Linked DNA regions of Homo sapiens: region 2 is linked to region 1. A link is an interaction called in ENCODE POLR2A ChIA-PET data of the cell type or tissue named here. Cell type or tissue: MCF 10A. All regions are shown on one strand.

The links. Peaks named below come from ENCODE experiments on the same cell type or tissue, not always from the same donor. Only the 100,000 strongest peaks of a DNase experiment are listed, where the experiment ranks them.
Region 2: POLR2A ChIA-PET joins it to region 1 with 17 read pairs; 7 of 35 experiments call an interaction of 5 or more read pairs at or near these places.

What each region holds. Positions count from the first base shown.
Region 1 is chr2:70,325,124-70,333,123 of GRCh38, forward strand. No RefSeq gene overlaps it. Among named protein-coding and RNA genes, the nearest start is that of FAM136A, 27 kb to the left of the region's middle. RefSeq lists a silencer at 4,694-4,988. In MCF 10A, no CTCF peak of the experiment used is centred here; DNase peaks (open chromatin) are centred at 4,018 and 4,828.
Region 2 is chr2:70,566,696-70,574,695 of GRCh38, forward strand. LOC124907824 (a long non-coding RNA gene) reads left to right here. Exons shown (of 2, transcript XR_007086906.1): 2 at 2,785-3,711. Among named protein-coding and RNA genes, the nearest start is that of TGFA, 17 kb to the left of the region's middle. RefSeq lists an enhancer at 2,256-3,455. In MCF 10A, no CTCF peak of the experiment used is centred here; DNase peaks (open chromatin) are centred at 3,066 and 3,566.

The DNA.
Region 1 (8,000 bases):
AAGGTGCAGATTCTGGTTCAGAAGGTCTGGAGATGCTGTGTTTCTAACAAGCTCCCAGGTGGAGCCCAGGCTGCTGGTGCATGGACCACAGATTAAGTATTGTAATCCTTTTCTTCCCAGCACCAGTTGTGGTGTACTTTTATTTTTTATTTATTTATTTTTTTGAGATGGAGTTTCCCTTTTGTTGCCCGGGCTGGAGTGCAATGGTGCGATCTCGGCTCACTGCAACCTCTGCCTCCTGGGTTCAAGCGATTCTTCTGCCTCAGCCTCTCGAGTAGCTGGGATTACAGGCATGCACCACCATGCCCAGCTGATTTATATATATATATATATATATATATATATATATATTTTAGATGGAGTCTTGCTCTGTCGCCAGGCTGGATTGCAGTGTTATGATCTCGGCTCACTGTAACCTCTGCCTCCTGGGTTCAAGCAATTCTCCTGCCTCAGACTCCTGAGTAGCTGGGACTACAGGCGCACACCACCATGCCCAGCTAATTTTTGTATTTTTAGTAGAGACAGGGTTTCACCATGTTGGCCAGGATGGTCTCGATCTCTTGACTTAGTGATCTGCCTGCCTTGGCTGCCCAAACTGCTGGGATTACAGGTGTGAGCCACCACGCCCGGCTGATTTTATATTTTTAGTAAAGACGGGGTTTCTCCATGTTGTCAGGCTGGTCTTGAACTCCTGACCTCAGGTGATCTACCCGCCTTGGCCTCCCAAAGTGCTGGGATTACAGGCGTGAGCCACCACGCCCGGCCGTACTTTTACCTTTTTTATGGGATTATTTGACTAACATCTGTGTCCTCCACTAGATTGCAATAAGCATCATGAAGGCAGGGACCATGTCTATTTTGCTCACTGTTGTATTTAGTACTCAGCGTAGGGCCTGGTACATAGTTGGTGTTCAAGACATATTTGTTGAATAAATAAATGAGAAAAATGACGTCATTATCTACAGATATGGTAAGAAGGCATTTGATACAAATGTGTTTTGGCGAAATTACCTAATAAATTAAGGATGGAAAGTTTTCCTTGAATATGATAAAGAATATCTACCTTAAATATTAAAATGTATTATAAAGTATAGTATGGCAATAGACATAGAGAAAAATATTTACAAATGAATAACGAGCTCACAATAGATTCAAATATATATATAGGGATTTAATAAAAGATAAAGATGGCTTCAAATCACCAAGGAAAAAGAGGAGTCACTCAATCAACATATTAGAACAACTGGCTGGCCATTTGGGGAAAAAGTGATCTAAGTCTCATGTCAAAATAAACTCCAGATTTGAAATTTAGAAACATAACAAAAAAGTGCTAGGGGAAACACAGGCAAAACTGTTCTTATAATCTTGAGGCAGGATGATTCTAAGTAGGACATAAAGGAGAGAAATAAAACAGAAAAATATGGATATGCAAAAATTAAAAAACCCTTGTTCTTCACAAACTGGGAAAACATTTGTAACATATGTGTCTGATAAAAGAATGATAACAAAGTGTTTCTACCAATTAAAGAAAAAGGCAAAAAACTCAATAGAAAAGTGGGCAATTTAGCCGGGCAAGGTGGCTCACACCTGTAATCCCAGCACTTTGGGAGGCTGAGGCGGGCGGATCACCAGGTCAAGAGATCAAGACCATCCTGGCTAACATGGTGAAACCCCGTCTCTACTAAAAATACAAAAAAAAAAAAAAAAAAAAAAATTAGCTGGGCGTGCTGGCATGAGCCTGAAGTCCCAGCTACTTGAGAGGCCAAGGCAGGAGAATTGCTTGAACCTGAAGGTGGAGGTTGCAGGGTTGCAGTGAACAGAGATCGAGCCACTGCACTCCAGCCTGGTGACAGAGCAAGACTCAGTCTCAAAGAAAAAAAAAAAAAAAAGAGAAGTGGGCAATTCACCAAAGGAAAAAGAAATAGGAATGGCTAATAAGCATATCGTTGGAGAAGGCTTTGTCCTCCTAAAAAGATATGTTGAAGTCCCAACCCCTAGTACTTCAGACTGTGATCTTATTTGGAAATAGGGCCTGTACACTTGGATTAATTTATATTCTAGTTAAACTGAGGTCATAGAGTGGTCTCTAATCCATTGTGACTGGGTGTCCTTATAGAGTGGGGACATTTGGACAGAGGCAGACAGGCACAGAGGGAAGACACGTGAAGAGGCACAGAGAGAAGACAGCCCTGCAAGCCAAGGGACAGCTGAGGCTACCTGCAGCCAGGAGAGAGGCGGGAGCAGATCCTTCCCTACCATCTTCAGAGGTGAGACCATCAATATCTGTTGTTTTAGGCCACGCAGCTTGTCACACTTTGTTAGAGCAGCCTGAGGAAACTAATGCATGTATGAAATCATATTCAGTTTCACTAAACATTTAAGAAATCAAAAAGAAAACAAATCACGGTTCTTCCTATCACACAGTTCAACTCGTTGGCTAGCAGGGCAAAACCTTTTGCAGGCGAGGATGAGAGGAAAAAGGACCGTTTACACGGTGGTGATGTAAATGGTACGACTAGCCTGTAGAGCAAGGTCATTTAGCAGTGAATATCATAAGCCACAAATACATGAAAACTCCTTGACCCAACAATTCATCTTGAAGGAGGGAGATAAGCAGACATGTTTGGAAAGATATGTGAACTAGGATGTATAGTACAGCATTTATAATATTCCACGTTTGGAAGCAACTAAACGTGTAAGAACAGGAAACAGATTAAATAACTAACAAAAGGACCGTGCAATGAAGTACCCCACAGACACAAAGAACCACACTGTAGGAGAATTTTTTTTGGTAAGAAAGAAGTATGTTACATTTGATTGAGTGAAAAAACTCAAGTAACAAAATAGTTTATGCATCATGATTTATTTTTAAAATAAGAAACAAATGTTATATATACATGCCTAGAAGAAAATCTGAAGAATCACAGCACAACTGTTAAGGGTCATCACATAGGAGTGATTGGATTAGAAATGACTATAATTTTCTTCTGAATGTTTACAGGGGTTTCTAAGTTTTCTTTAATAAATGTGTCTTCTTGCTCACAGCTGTAATCCCAGCACTTTGGGAGGCCGAGGTGGTCGGATCATTTGAGGTCAGGAGTTTGACACCAGCCTGGCCAACATGGTGAAACCCCGTCTCTATTAAAAATACAAAAATTAGTCCGGGCACGGTGGCTCACGCCTGTAATCCCACCACTTTGGGAGGCCGAGGCGGGCGGATCACGAGGTCAGGAGATGGAGACCATCCTGGCTAACACGGTGAAACCCATCTCTACTAAAAATACAAAAAAATTAGCTGGGTGTGGTGGCAGGCGCCTGTAGTCCCAGCTACTCGGGAGGCTGAGGCAGGAGAATGGCGTGAACCCGGGAGGCGGAGCTTGCAGTGAGCCGAGATCGCGCCACTGCACTCTAGCCTGGGCGACAGAGCGAGACTCGGTCTCAAAAAATAAAAAATAAAAAATAAAAAAAATTAGCTAGGTGTGGTGGCGCATGCCTGTAGTCCCAGCTACTTGGGAGGCTGAGCCAGGAGAATCGCTTGAACCCGGGAGGCAGAGGTTGCAGTGAGCCAAGATCGCGCCATTGCCCTCCAGCCTGGGTGACATAGGCTCCATCTCAAAAAAAAAAAAAAGTGTCTTCTTTAGTTATATAAAATTTCTCTTGTTAGAACATCCATCCTAATTAATGAGAAAAAGAATGAGGACTGATAGTTCATATAATACTAAAGCTCACTCAACAAAACTTTGAAATTATTATTATTTTTAGTTAACTATCAGGTGCTTTATCCACAGATACTTAAGGCCTTATCACTGCCCAGAGACATTAGCTGGACCAAAGGGCAGCATGGGCAAGCTGGGCTGCTCAGCAGGGAGCAGGCGCTGTGGATTTCCGTTTTCATCCCGTCAGCTTGCTCCCTCTGTAATCACAGCTCTGCCCAGATTGTCTTAATGACAACCCTGCCTCACCTGGTTTCCGGAATGGATGCATTCCTTCCCACTTTGATCACAGAATGCTATTCTCATTCTCCAGGGTGTGGGCCCAGCCTGGCTCAGTGCCTGCTTGCCAAGGACCTGCCCTGAGTCACTCTGTCTTTGGTGCCGACAATCTGATTGCTACAGCTGGATATTTTTTCTTTCCTCTCCTTCAACTTGAAGAAAACACCCTCCTACTCACTCCCGCTGCCCTGCCCTGCCCATGGGAATCACTCTAGAGTTTAACAATGTTGTCTGTCCTCTGTCTGTAACTTTGGGAAAACAGGTGAGCTGGGAAGCAGCAGGTGAGCTGGAGTACAGAGTACAAAAGGGCACACTGGGGCTTTGGCTTCTGTTCTGATGGATTGCCAGGGTGTACAAAGCAGTTCTCATGGAAAAGGCATCATGGCAATTTGTTTACTGTGGTTAGTCTTGAGGATCTGCTGTTAATTTAGCCATATATGTGTACACACACACACACACATGCATGCAAATGTGTTAAGAACTATAAAGTTCTCTACAATCGTTATTTAAATATCAGAGACGCTCTTGGTTGAGCTTTTGTTTTTTTTAGAGACAGTCTTGTTCTGTTGCCCAGGCTAGAGTGCAGTGGTGTGATCATAGCTCACGGTAACCTTGAACTCCTGGGCTCAAGAGATCCTCCTGCTTCAGCTTCCTGAGCAGCTGTGACTACTGGCATGGGCCACTATGCCTGCCCAATTAAAACAAATTTTCTTTTGTGTAGATGCGGTCTCAATATGTTGCCCAGGCTGCTTTCAAATTCCCGGCCTCAAATGATCCTTCCACTTCAGCCTTCCAAAGTACTGCTATTATAGGCGTGAGCCACTGCCCTTGGCCTCCAGCCAGCTTTATAGAACATAACTACTGTGAATAATGAAGGTAAACTGTACTTTGCCTCACCCAAGATGGTGGGACCTGTAAAGATTCAAAAGTGCCGGCTGGGCGCGGTGGCTCACGCCTGTAATCCCAGCACTTTGGGAGGCCGAGGCGGGCGGATCACGAGGTCAGGAGATCGAGACCATCCTGGCTAACACGGTGAAACTCTGTGTCTACTAAAAATACAAAAAATAGCCGGGCGTGGTGGTGAGCGCCTGTAGTCCCATCTACTCGGGAGGCAGAGGCAGGAGAATGGCGTGAACCTGGGAGGCGGAGCTTGCAGTGATCCGAGATAGCGCCACTGCACTCCAGCCTGGTTGACAGAGCGAGACTCCGTCTCAAAAAGAAAAAAAAAAAAGAAGATTCAAAAGTGCCTAAGAAGGTTTGAGTGGGCATCTAGGCTCCTGGGGAACATCTGTGTTCCGGTGTTCCACAGCCTGAACCTCCAGCACTCTGTGAGCTCAGAGTGGGGCCCTCTCTCCTCTGCACCCCAGACACCAGCATTAAGTTACTGCTGCTCCTCCCAGCAACCCAGAGGTACCTCTGGAACTTTGTGGCTCAAGCTTGATGTTAGTGGATGTGTTTGATTCTAGGGGCGGGGAGAAGTCTGCAGGAACTTCTTCGGCGGCAGTGTAGAGACTGCTGCTTAGGGCCAGCCTGGGTGGGAACAGATGGGGCTGCTCACCTCCCAGCTGAAGCAAAAAAAAAAAAAAAAAAAAGCAGGGAGGAGACTGCCCCCTATTAGAGGAGAGAAACAGAATTCACAGCTGGAGACACTATTTGGGGGTTGCAAAGAGAGACTATACATTGGATTTGAACCATGAGGTTGGAAGCTGATGGGACTGGGAACAAGTTGGGCTGGAGCAGATGAAACAGGGAGATGTGAACAAAAGAACACCAAGGAGGGGAGCACCAGAGAGGAGCAAAACACATGTCACCCTGCCCATATCCCTCCAGTGGGGGACACAGATGCCAAATAGATAAGCAAAGTGTATCATTATAAATTGGGGGACGTATTATTCAGAAAAGGTAGAGGGCTGTGAAAGAGAATAACAGAGGGGCTTTAACTGAGATGGGGATGGGGGAAGCCAGGAGAGGCCCCAGAACCAAGCTTTGAATTGTGAAAGGATGTGAACCAGGCTGCAGGGGCGCCCAAAGCACATTAGGAGCAGAATGGCCCACCTGGGGTCACCAAGATGGACAGGGCTGGGTGCCTTCCAGGACTGAAAAAACCGTCTGCCTGAGGGGCAGAGAGGCCAGTGGGGTCGGGAGATGAGACCGGGAACAGAGGCAGGGCCAGACCATACCGGCCTGCAGGCTGCGTGAAGGAGCTTGGAGTTTATTCTAAATGCAACTGTGCTCTGGGTGCCTGTCCTCACGGTGTGACTTTTAGGACCACCAAATATATTTGATGGCATTGTTCTATGTTAGAGCAAACTTGCAGATTTTATAAACATTTGAAGGGAGATACACTGCCACGTTTGCAAAGTTGTTTTGAAGGTGGAAGTGGGTGAAACTGTGTTCCTCTTTCTACTTTTAAAATATTTTGCCTTATTTTCTTAACGACTGCATTACTTTGATAAATGTGAACATTATGGGAAAAAGAGCCCCCTGTGCTGATGGCTGAAGTCCCTGGGTCCCATGGGGTAGATTCTGGGCTAATGCTTTATGTTCATGAAGTTTTATAAAAATTGTGATTTTGATTGGGATTGCACTGAATTTATGGATAATATAATTTAAGAAAAAGAGGCTGGGGGCAGTGGCTCATGCCTGTAATCCCAGCACTTTGGGAGGCCGAGGTGGGGAGATCACTTGAGGTCAGATGTTTGAGCCCAGCCTGGCCAAGATGGTGAAACCCCATCTCTGCTAAAAACGCAAAAATTAGCCAGGCGAGGTGGTATGCACGTGTAATCTCAGCTACTTGAGAGGCTGAGGCATGAGAATCACTTGAACCCAGGAGGCAGAGGTTGCAGTGAGCTGAGATTGCGCCACTGCACTCCAGCCTGGACAACAGAGTGAGACTTTGTCTCAAAAAGAACATTTTTTTTAAGAAAAAGTGTTATCTTTATGATAAAAATTAGCCAAACATGGTGGCATGTGCATGTAGTCCCAGCTACCTGGCCGTCAGGGGTTGGTGCTGAGGTGGGAGGATTGCTTGAACCTGGGAGTTCAAGGCTGAAGTGAGCTATCATAGTACCTTTTATCAAGGTCACTCAGCCCTGACCCAGGTGATTTAGCTTGTGAGGTCACCCATCACTGACCCCCTAGTCCTGCCAGCTGAGGGCCCCACACCCAGAGCTGGGGACAGTTTCTATTTGCCTTCTGCCTAGTTTGACAGGATCAGCTTCCTGGGTTTTTTTTTTTTTTTTTTTTTTGAGGCCGAGTTTTGCTCTTTGTTGCCCAGGCTGTAGTGCAGTGGCACGATCTTGGCTCACTGCAACCCTGCCTCCTGGGTTCAAGTGATTTTCCTGCCTCAGCCTCCCCAGTAGCTGGGATTACAGGCACCCACCACCATGCTGGGATACTTTTTTGTATTTTCAGTAGAGACGGGGTTTTGCCATATTGGTCAGGCTGGTCTCGAACTCCTGACCTCAGGTGATCCACCCGCCTCAGCCTCCCAAAGTGCTGGGATTACAGGTGTGAACACCGCCCCTGGCCCATGGGTACTTCTTTCTGCAGAAAAGCCACCTGTTAACAGAGGGCAGAGCCTGAGTTCAGAGGAATGAGCTTTAATGGGGGTATTCATAGCAGCACCAAGTGTGGGATGGGTGGGGTGGGAGTGTGAAGGGAGGGAAGCGTAATCATTTGGGGTTGATAGTCTTCCTGGAGGGAGGAAAACAACGTGAAATGTAGGAGTGGGGGAATCATTTTAATAAGGTAAAGGTAGATTATGGGCTAATGGTTTGTGTTCGTGATTCTCGTGGCGCCCAGTGTCCCTTGCATGAGGCCCCTGGTCATCTGCCCTGCACCTAGGGAGACAGGTGTGGTACAGAGGCCTCAGCATCTCACTCTCCATAATTCTGTCTCTCTTCTTCACCTCAGGAGGTGTGCAGCTAGGACACGTTGTGCCTCCTCTTCTCATCTGAATTTTCAATGGGGCAAAGGGCAGTTGGAGAAGATTCCCTCCAGGGATGC
Region 2 (8,000 bases), 240 kb after region 1:
AAGTGGGTATCACCCTACCCAAGCAGGGCCTGAATAGAATTAAAAGGTGGAGGAAGGGCAAATTTCTTCTGATTGAGCTGAGACATCCACCTTCTCCTGGTCTTGGACATCAGCATTCCTGGTTCTTGGGTCCTCAGACATGAACGGGGGCTTACACCATTGGCCCTCACTTCTTGAATCTTTGAACTGAGACTGGGACTTACAACCTTGGCTCCCCTCGTTCTCAGCCCTTAAGGCTTGGACTGGAACTACATCACTGGCTTAGCTGGGATGGCAGATTTGGGACTTCTTAGCTTCAGTAATGGTGTGAGCCAAGCCCTCCTAATAAATCTCTTTCTCTGTATCTTCATAGCCCCTATTGTTCTTGTTTCTCTGGAGAACTTTGAGTCATATACTCAGTCTGCCCTTTTGGGGGTGCTATGCAGAGTTGAATCTCCAAAGGTCTGACACAAGGAGTGGAATCACGAGCACCATGGCAGGGCCTTCCCACTTCTTTTTATCTTGAGTTTCTACTGGCCACCAGCAGGAATGCAGAAAGGAAAAGTGTAGTAAATCCTCATTTAACATCATTGATGGGTTCTTGGAAATTGCAATGTATAACAAAACCAGTTTTACCATAGGCTAATTGACATAAACAAGAGTTAAGTTCTTACGGCATATTTCTGGTTACAAAAACATCACCAAACTTCTGAATAAAGACTAAAACACTTCTAGTATTAAACATTGAAATAAATGTGAGCTATACTGACATTTAAGAAAGATGAATAAAAACAAGTAAGATTATTATTTACCCACTTATTCCAGTTCAGCGGAAGGGGTGGCTGGAACCTACCCTGGCAGCTCAGAGCACCAGGCAGGAACCAGCCCTGGACAGGGCACCGGCCCACCGTAGGGCGCTCATACACACACCCGCACTCACTCACTGGGGCCCTGTAGACACAACAAGGAACCTGACATGCACATCTCTGGGATGTGGGAAGGAACTGGAGAGCCTGGAGAAAGCCCACACGGACACAGGGAGAATATGCAGACTCCACTCAGACAGTGGCTCCAGCCAGGAATTGATTTTTTTTTCTCATCAACATTACAACAAAACGATAGTGAACAAAACATTATTTGAGGACCCACTGTGAACCAACAGATTTTAAGATATAGCCAAGATCACACAAAGAAAATCCCCTAAACATATGTCATTTCTTTACACATCACGTTTTCCGAATTCCGATGAGAACAAGCGTTTATTCCCCCACAGGTAGATGAGCGATGTTGAGAGCAGAAGTGATTGCTCTGAGAAACTGTTGGAAAACCAAGAGTCTTAAAGTCAGTAATTTATTTGACGATTGATGCTTCAGGGGACAGGAGCCGTTTGTTGGGCTTCACGCTCACTTTAGAACCTTTCGTTGGCCAGGCGCGGTGGCTCACACCTGTCAGCACTTTGGGAGGCCGAGGCAGGTGGATCACGAGGTCAAAAGATCAAGAACATCCTGGCCAACATGGTGAAACCCCGTCTCTACTAAAAATACAAAAATTAGCTGGGTGTGGTGGTGGGCACCTGTAGTCCCAGCTACTCGGGAGGCTGAGGCAGGAGAATCCCTTGAATCCAGGAGGCACAGGTTGTAGTGAGCTGAGATGGTGCCACTGCACTCTAGTCTGGTGACAGAGCAAGAGTCCGTCTCAAGAAAAAAAAAAAGAAAAGAAAAAGAAAAAAAGAACCTTTTGTTGCTTCCTTTCCCTGGGCTGTATCGTCTCTCTCCTTGCCACCCCACTTGGCCTTGCTCTCCTATCACATTTTCCCTTCCCTCTTGTCCTCTCTCTCTTCCTATTTCTCACTTTCTCTCTCTGTTTACCAGCAATAGGAGAAAGTAAGCATCATAAGATTTTTTATTTAATGTTAACGTCATTGATTTTAAGAGATCTTTATGTTGTCGTTTTTTCTTGTTTTAATTAAAAACCTAAATCTAGTTGACCTTATTCAGATGTAATTCACTTAACTTTTTTCCCACTGTGTGTGCTTGTATTTTAAATTAACAACAATCCTTTGACTTCTGTGCTGATCTGAAAGGTGTTTTATCCTGCCATTTTATTTCTTACTGTTAGATAACTGGACCTCTAGTGTGTGTGTGTGTGTGTGTGTGTGTGTGTGTGTGTGTGTTTTCTTGCAAGCATTTTTATAAACTTGACAATGTATGTTTGCAAATATAGTAGTAAGTAACTCAGCATAATCCAGTTCTTGCCCATGACACAGCCTTCACCTATGCTCTGAAACTGCACCTCAGATCTGAGAAAAATGTGCCCGCCTGGTCCTTGACTTAGATATCACTAAAGATCTGGCCATCAGCCTCTTCCTGATGCCAGACACAAGTCAGGTGAGTAACCTGCTTCTCCAGTTGGGCAGGACTTTGGGATTCCCCTGGATGAGACTCCTGGGTAGGATAGATCCCCTGATATTACTGTTGGATCACACCGAATGAGATAACCAAATTTTCCTTCTCATGGTGCCACTTACAAAGGGCTTCTGAATAATTATCTGTTTGATCCTTACACCAACCCTAGGAGGTGAAGCTACTAATGTTATCCCCAATTTAAAGATGTGAAAACTGAGACTCACGGAAACTAGGTGACTTGTCTAGGGTCACACAGCCAGGAAACGTCAAGGTGAGAATTTGAACCCTGGCCTTCTGAACTTGAGATCCAGGGCCTGGCACAGAGTGGGCCCAGCAGACATTTCTTCTTCCCATCACACCTGCCATGAGCTAAAGAAAAGTCATCACTTCTGTCTTGTAGGACCGGCTCTTCAGGGAAGGACATCCCCACAACCAGGACCCCTGGCAAAGAGGAATTAAAGACCCAGTTGTGTTGTGATGTTCATTATTCAGATCTCGGAGCGCTCACGGATCTCTTGGATGTCCCCTGCCAGCTCAACTGATGAGACTGCTACTTTATGTACCACTGCTTGAAAAAGAAGGGAATCTCCTATTTCTCACACAGGATAACAGTTGAGAGTCATTGCCACAATAAAACAGACATGTTAGCGGTCAGGTTCATATAAGGACTAAGCGGCCCCATGAATCACATAGGACTGGCTAATCCTAGGACACTCCTCTCTGTGGTTTGCTAGGTAGCAGAGAGGGGAAGCTAAATAGTAGTTTCTAATAACAACTGGGAAGGCTTTTTCTTTTTAAATAAAAATGGAATTGGCATAATTGGGAATGAAGATAAAGCTTGGAACCAAGTTAGAGAAGGCAAAGTGTACGTAGAAGAGCTGTTACAAATATAAAACTTGGCTGCGTTCTTTGTGAAGGCTCAAACTTGGGAAGGTTAAATACCATAAATTTTTTCATTTGTTCTGTATTTTGATCCTGAAAAGAAAGCTGGCTTTGCCCATGTATTACTTTAAAAACTTGGGGGAAAGGAGAAGAAAGGGACAAGTTTTTAAAAACTGTTTGAAAACATTACAGCTGAAAGAAGCTACATAGGAGCTGGGTAGAGAACCTAGTGACTAAGAGAATGAGGAATGCCGAGTACGCATCCTGTGGGCGGGGCTCTACCCTTGCCGCTTTCAGGTACGGGAATCTTGACACCAAACATGTTCTCACATGCATGGTGGTGTGAATGATTTGAAGGAATTTGTAGTTAGTATAAGGAAGAACCTGGAACATGTTTAATGATTTACCCCAGGAGATCATAATAAACAATGTAAAATTTGGGAGACATCTCTGAGTTCCCTGGCTCTTGCAGAATTCAGCTGGGCAGTCAGAACCAGTACTGTGCCCTCGGGTATGTCTCTGGAAGTCCCAGGAAGATAAGAGATATCTAGACATGAGACTTGGTTGAGGCAACCCTACTCACCAGCTATGCTCCCAATCAAAATGCCCTCCTTCTAATTCTATTAGAATTATTCCCACACTTACTGCATTCTCATATTCTCAGAAGCACGCACACACACACACACAAACAACCTTCCATGCTTCCAAGTTTAAATGACTCCTGTTAACTCCTAGTTGCCTTTAAGGGCTCAGCCAAAACCTCACCTTTTCAGGGGCCCCCTTGATTCCTCAAACATGGTCAGGGCCACCCATGGACTCTGATACTGCCCTATAGACCTCTCAGTGGCACTCATAGCACTTCCTTTGTCCCCATCTCAGCGTGTTTTGTCTGATCCCACAATGCAGGTATGGATGCCCGTCCACCCCAATATACCTCTCACTGGATTCTCTTGGCCTTGCAGGCATCTTGGGGTGGTCAGTGGAAGGATCCCCAGAAGGATGTGGAGGCTGTGTGCCTCCTAGGTGGAAGTGGGAATCAAGCTGGGCATTGGAACCATGGGGATTGGGCTTAGAGAAGAAAGTCGCTGATTTTGTGAGCTCAACCACACAGCACCATCTTCCCAGCAGTGATAAGGCCTCTGATGGAGAGCTGCTAAGGTGCTGTGAAGTCCAGACACTAAGCCTGTGAACTTGGGTCCCTCAATGGGGGCTTGCCATAGTCAAGCATAGAAGGAGGGGCTCCTCCACAGAGGCCAGCCCCTGTGGGAGCCACCCAGTCTGAGGAATAGGGCTCTATCTCATTTTCCTGGATGACATCACCCAGGAATAGCAGGGATCAATGGATGAACATCAACAGCCTGGGCTTCTCAAGCCAGATTTAATTTTTCAAGCCAGATTTAAAAGGTCTTTTCTTTCATCTAAATTTATAACTATTATGCCCATAGCACAAGTATAATTACATAAGGACTTCCAAAATTGTTAGTTTTCATGTCTACCTTCCTCTGTTAGAAGTGTATATACCTAGCACAAAGTCCAGAAGGTGCTTGATTCTCAATCAATATTCATTCAATGAATGAGTGAACTAATCCTTGAAACTCCTTAAATCTTCCAATAATCCCAAGCCCTTTTGTTGGAACCTTTGACCAAAACAAAGTCATAAAACCACCACTACCCCACATGTCTTTGGGAACTAGTCTATGTTAGCCCTGCAAGTCTGAAAGCTTAGCTTTGTTTTGTTTTGTTTTTATTTTTAAATTTTTTTTTTCCTACAGCGTCACTCTCAGGATATGACAGCATCACTTTTGAAAAACAGGTTGTTGTTTTTTTTTTTAAAAAGGTAAGAAGACAACAAGGAGTCGGCCTCACACACTATGGATTAGATTTCTTAATCAAGTGTTCACCTTCCACCTCTCGTGGTCCTACCATATCACCCTTTTCTCTTGTGTTTTTCCAGATTTAACTGCCTGATCAAATAGTTTTACAAGAATAAACTCAGGAAACAGGTTGAGAAATGAGCAGCTGAGACTGGAGTGTTCACTTTGCAAAGAACATACTACGAAAAGATCTGCACTCTAGGAGGTCTCAGCTGATGAGGAAGATGCTAGCACAGTGTCCTATGGTCAGAAAAGATGACCTGGCAAGAGGGGGAGTGGAGGAGAGGCAGGAAAGGGGATCCCTTCATGCTGAAATCAATGCAATGATGTCTGATATATACAGAAAAACAGGTCTTGTATAAATATGTCATTATAAGTGACAAGATAATAACATTTTCTAGTGTATGGATTCTATTTCTTTATGTCATTCTGGTCAACCAAAAACAATCCTATTTGGCAGATTTCTGGCATTTTGCCTCTTCCCCTAATGACAGATCTAAACACATATATAAAAATAGGTGGCCACAAAGAAATAACTTCTGGCTTTAAATGTCATTTGGCTAGAAATGTCTCAGGCAGCCTCTCCCAACTTTCCTGTGATATCTTTGAAAACAAAGAGAAAGACAAGAACTCAAAACAAGCACCAGAAACTTGACCCAATCAAAGTCTTACCCAGATTCTTGGAAGCATTGTTCTTAATTACAAGGCAAGAAACATAGGATTGATACAAACCCATCCAAATTATGCCTCATGTAATAGAAGTCAGTGGGAAGCCAGCTGCCCCTATTTTCTTAGAGACACAGAGATTCACGGTCTGTACCAACCAGAACACTAAGCGGGCACCCATGTGCCATGGAAGTCCTGCTTTTTGAGGATGCCAGTACTACATCTATTTGGAGATAGCACCTCCCAGGAAATAACTGGCCAGGAAGTGTGTGTATACGTGGGGGAGGGGTAGGAAGAAGGAGAACCAGCAATTTGTACTGTATCTTGGGAGGTGTAACTTTAACTTTACAAGCTAAACACTACAGGCAAGGGTGGAGACAGGAAGATTCCTAATAGCAGGACACTCTATCAATTGCAGTTTTGCAGGTGACTCTGTGGGTCACAAGAATAGAGAACCAGATGGGGAATGTGCTACCTCAGTAGAATGAAAATGTTATTTGGTGCATGTCTGCTAGAAACTGAAAATTGGTCTGGACTCATGCATGTCAACTTGTACTTCAGGTCTGAAAAGGGGATGCATATGTATAAAATTCAACAGAATGTACAAATAATTAAGATTAATAAGTGACCTGAGCAAGGATGCAGAATACAAGGTCAATTAATTTCTATGTACTAGCAATAAATAATTTTAAATGAAGTAAAAATACTATATACAACATAAAATCATCAAATATTAAAGAATAAATACAATAGAATATGTTTAAGATCTCTACATTGAAAACTATAAAACACTGAAGGGAAAATGTTTAAAAGACCAAAATAAATGGAGGAATATACCATGTTTGTGGATCAAAGCATACAATATTGTTAAGACGTCAATCCTCACTAAATTCTATTGTAATCCCAATCCAAATCCCAAATATTCTTCTACAATATGGCTTTGCCACTGCCCCATCAATAGAAGTTTACTTTTTCTCTCTTTGAATCTAGATAGGCTTATATGCTTCATGGCTTCCTCGGCAGGTGATAAATGGCAATTCAGCTTCAACCTGGATTACAGGAATAGCCATTGTTTTAGACTTCAACTGTCACGTAAGCAGTTCAGCTGAACTGAGGCACCATGACGTGAGGAAGCCCAAAGTCAGCCTATCTGGAGGGATCACATGGAGAGGTCCCAAGACTACACAAAAAGAAGATGATATGAATGCCTGGCCAGCCCCTAGCTGCTCTAGTTCCTTGCTGTTCCAGCTCCAGCCATCATCCAACTGCAACTGCATGAGAGACCCCAGAAGCATAGAGCTAAGCCCTTCCCAAATTCCTTCCCACAGAAACCCTGAGAGATAATAAATGACTGTTGTTGTTTTCAATCACTGTTTTGAAATTGGTTGTTAGGCAGCAAGAGAAGCCAGAACAGGGACCTTGGAATACACAGAATTTCTTAATCAGGATACAAAAAGAGCTAACCACAAGCTTTAAAAAATGATACATTGGATTTCATTAAAATTAAGAACTTCAGTTTATCAGAAGATACTACTTATCAGAAGAGAGTGAGAAGGTAAGTGACAAAATGGGAGAAGTTTTCACAAACCATATCTGACAAAAGGACTTGTATACAGTATGTAAAAGAATGCCAAAAAGTAAGAAGAAAAAGACAACAAACAACCCAATAAAGATGTTCACAAAACCCTTAAACAGTCACTTTATAAAAGAGAGTGTCTAAATAGCTAATAAGCATATATCAAGTTTTCAATATTATTATTCATCAGGAAATAGGAATTGAAACCACAATGAGAAACCACCATACACTCATCAGAATGGCTAAAATCAAAACTAACAAGAGTAAGCATTGGCAGTGATGTGGAGAAATTGGAACCTTTATATATTGCGGATGGTAGTATAAAACAGTGTGACCGATTTGGAAAATTGTTTGGCAATATCCATTAAGCTAAATATAGTTCTACCTTATGACCCAGATATTTCACTGCTAGGTATATACCCACTAGAAAAGAGTTCATATGTTCACCAAAAGGTATATACAACAATGTTCACAGCGCCTTAATTAATAACATCCCCAAGCTGGAAATAATGAAAATGTTCATAAACAGAAGAATGGGCAATAAATTATGGTATATTTACACAACAGAATACTCAACAATAAAAACAACAAACTACTGATACCACAAAAGCATGGATA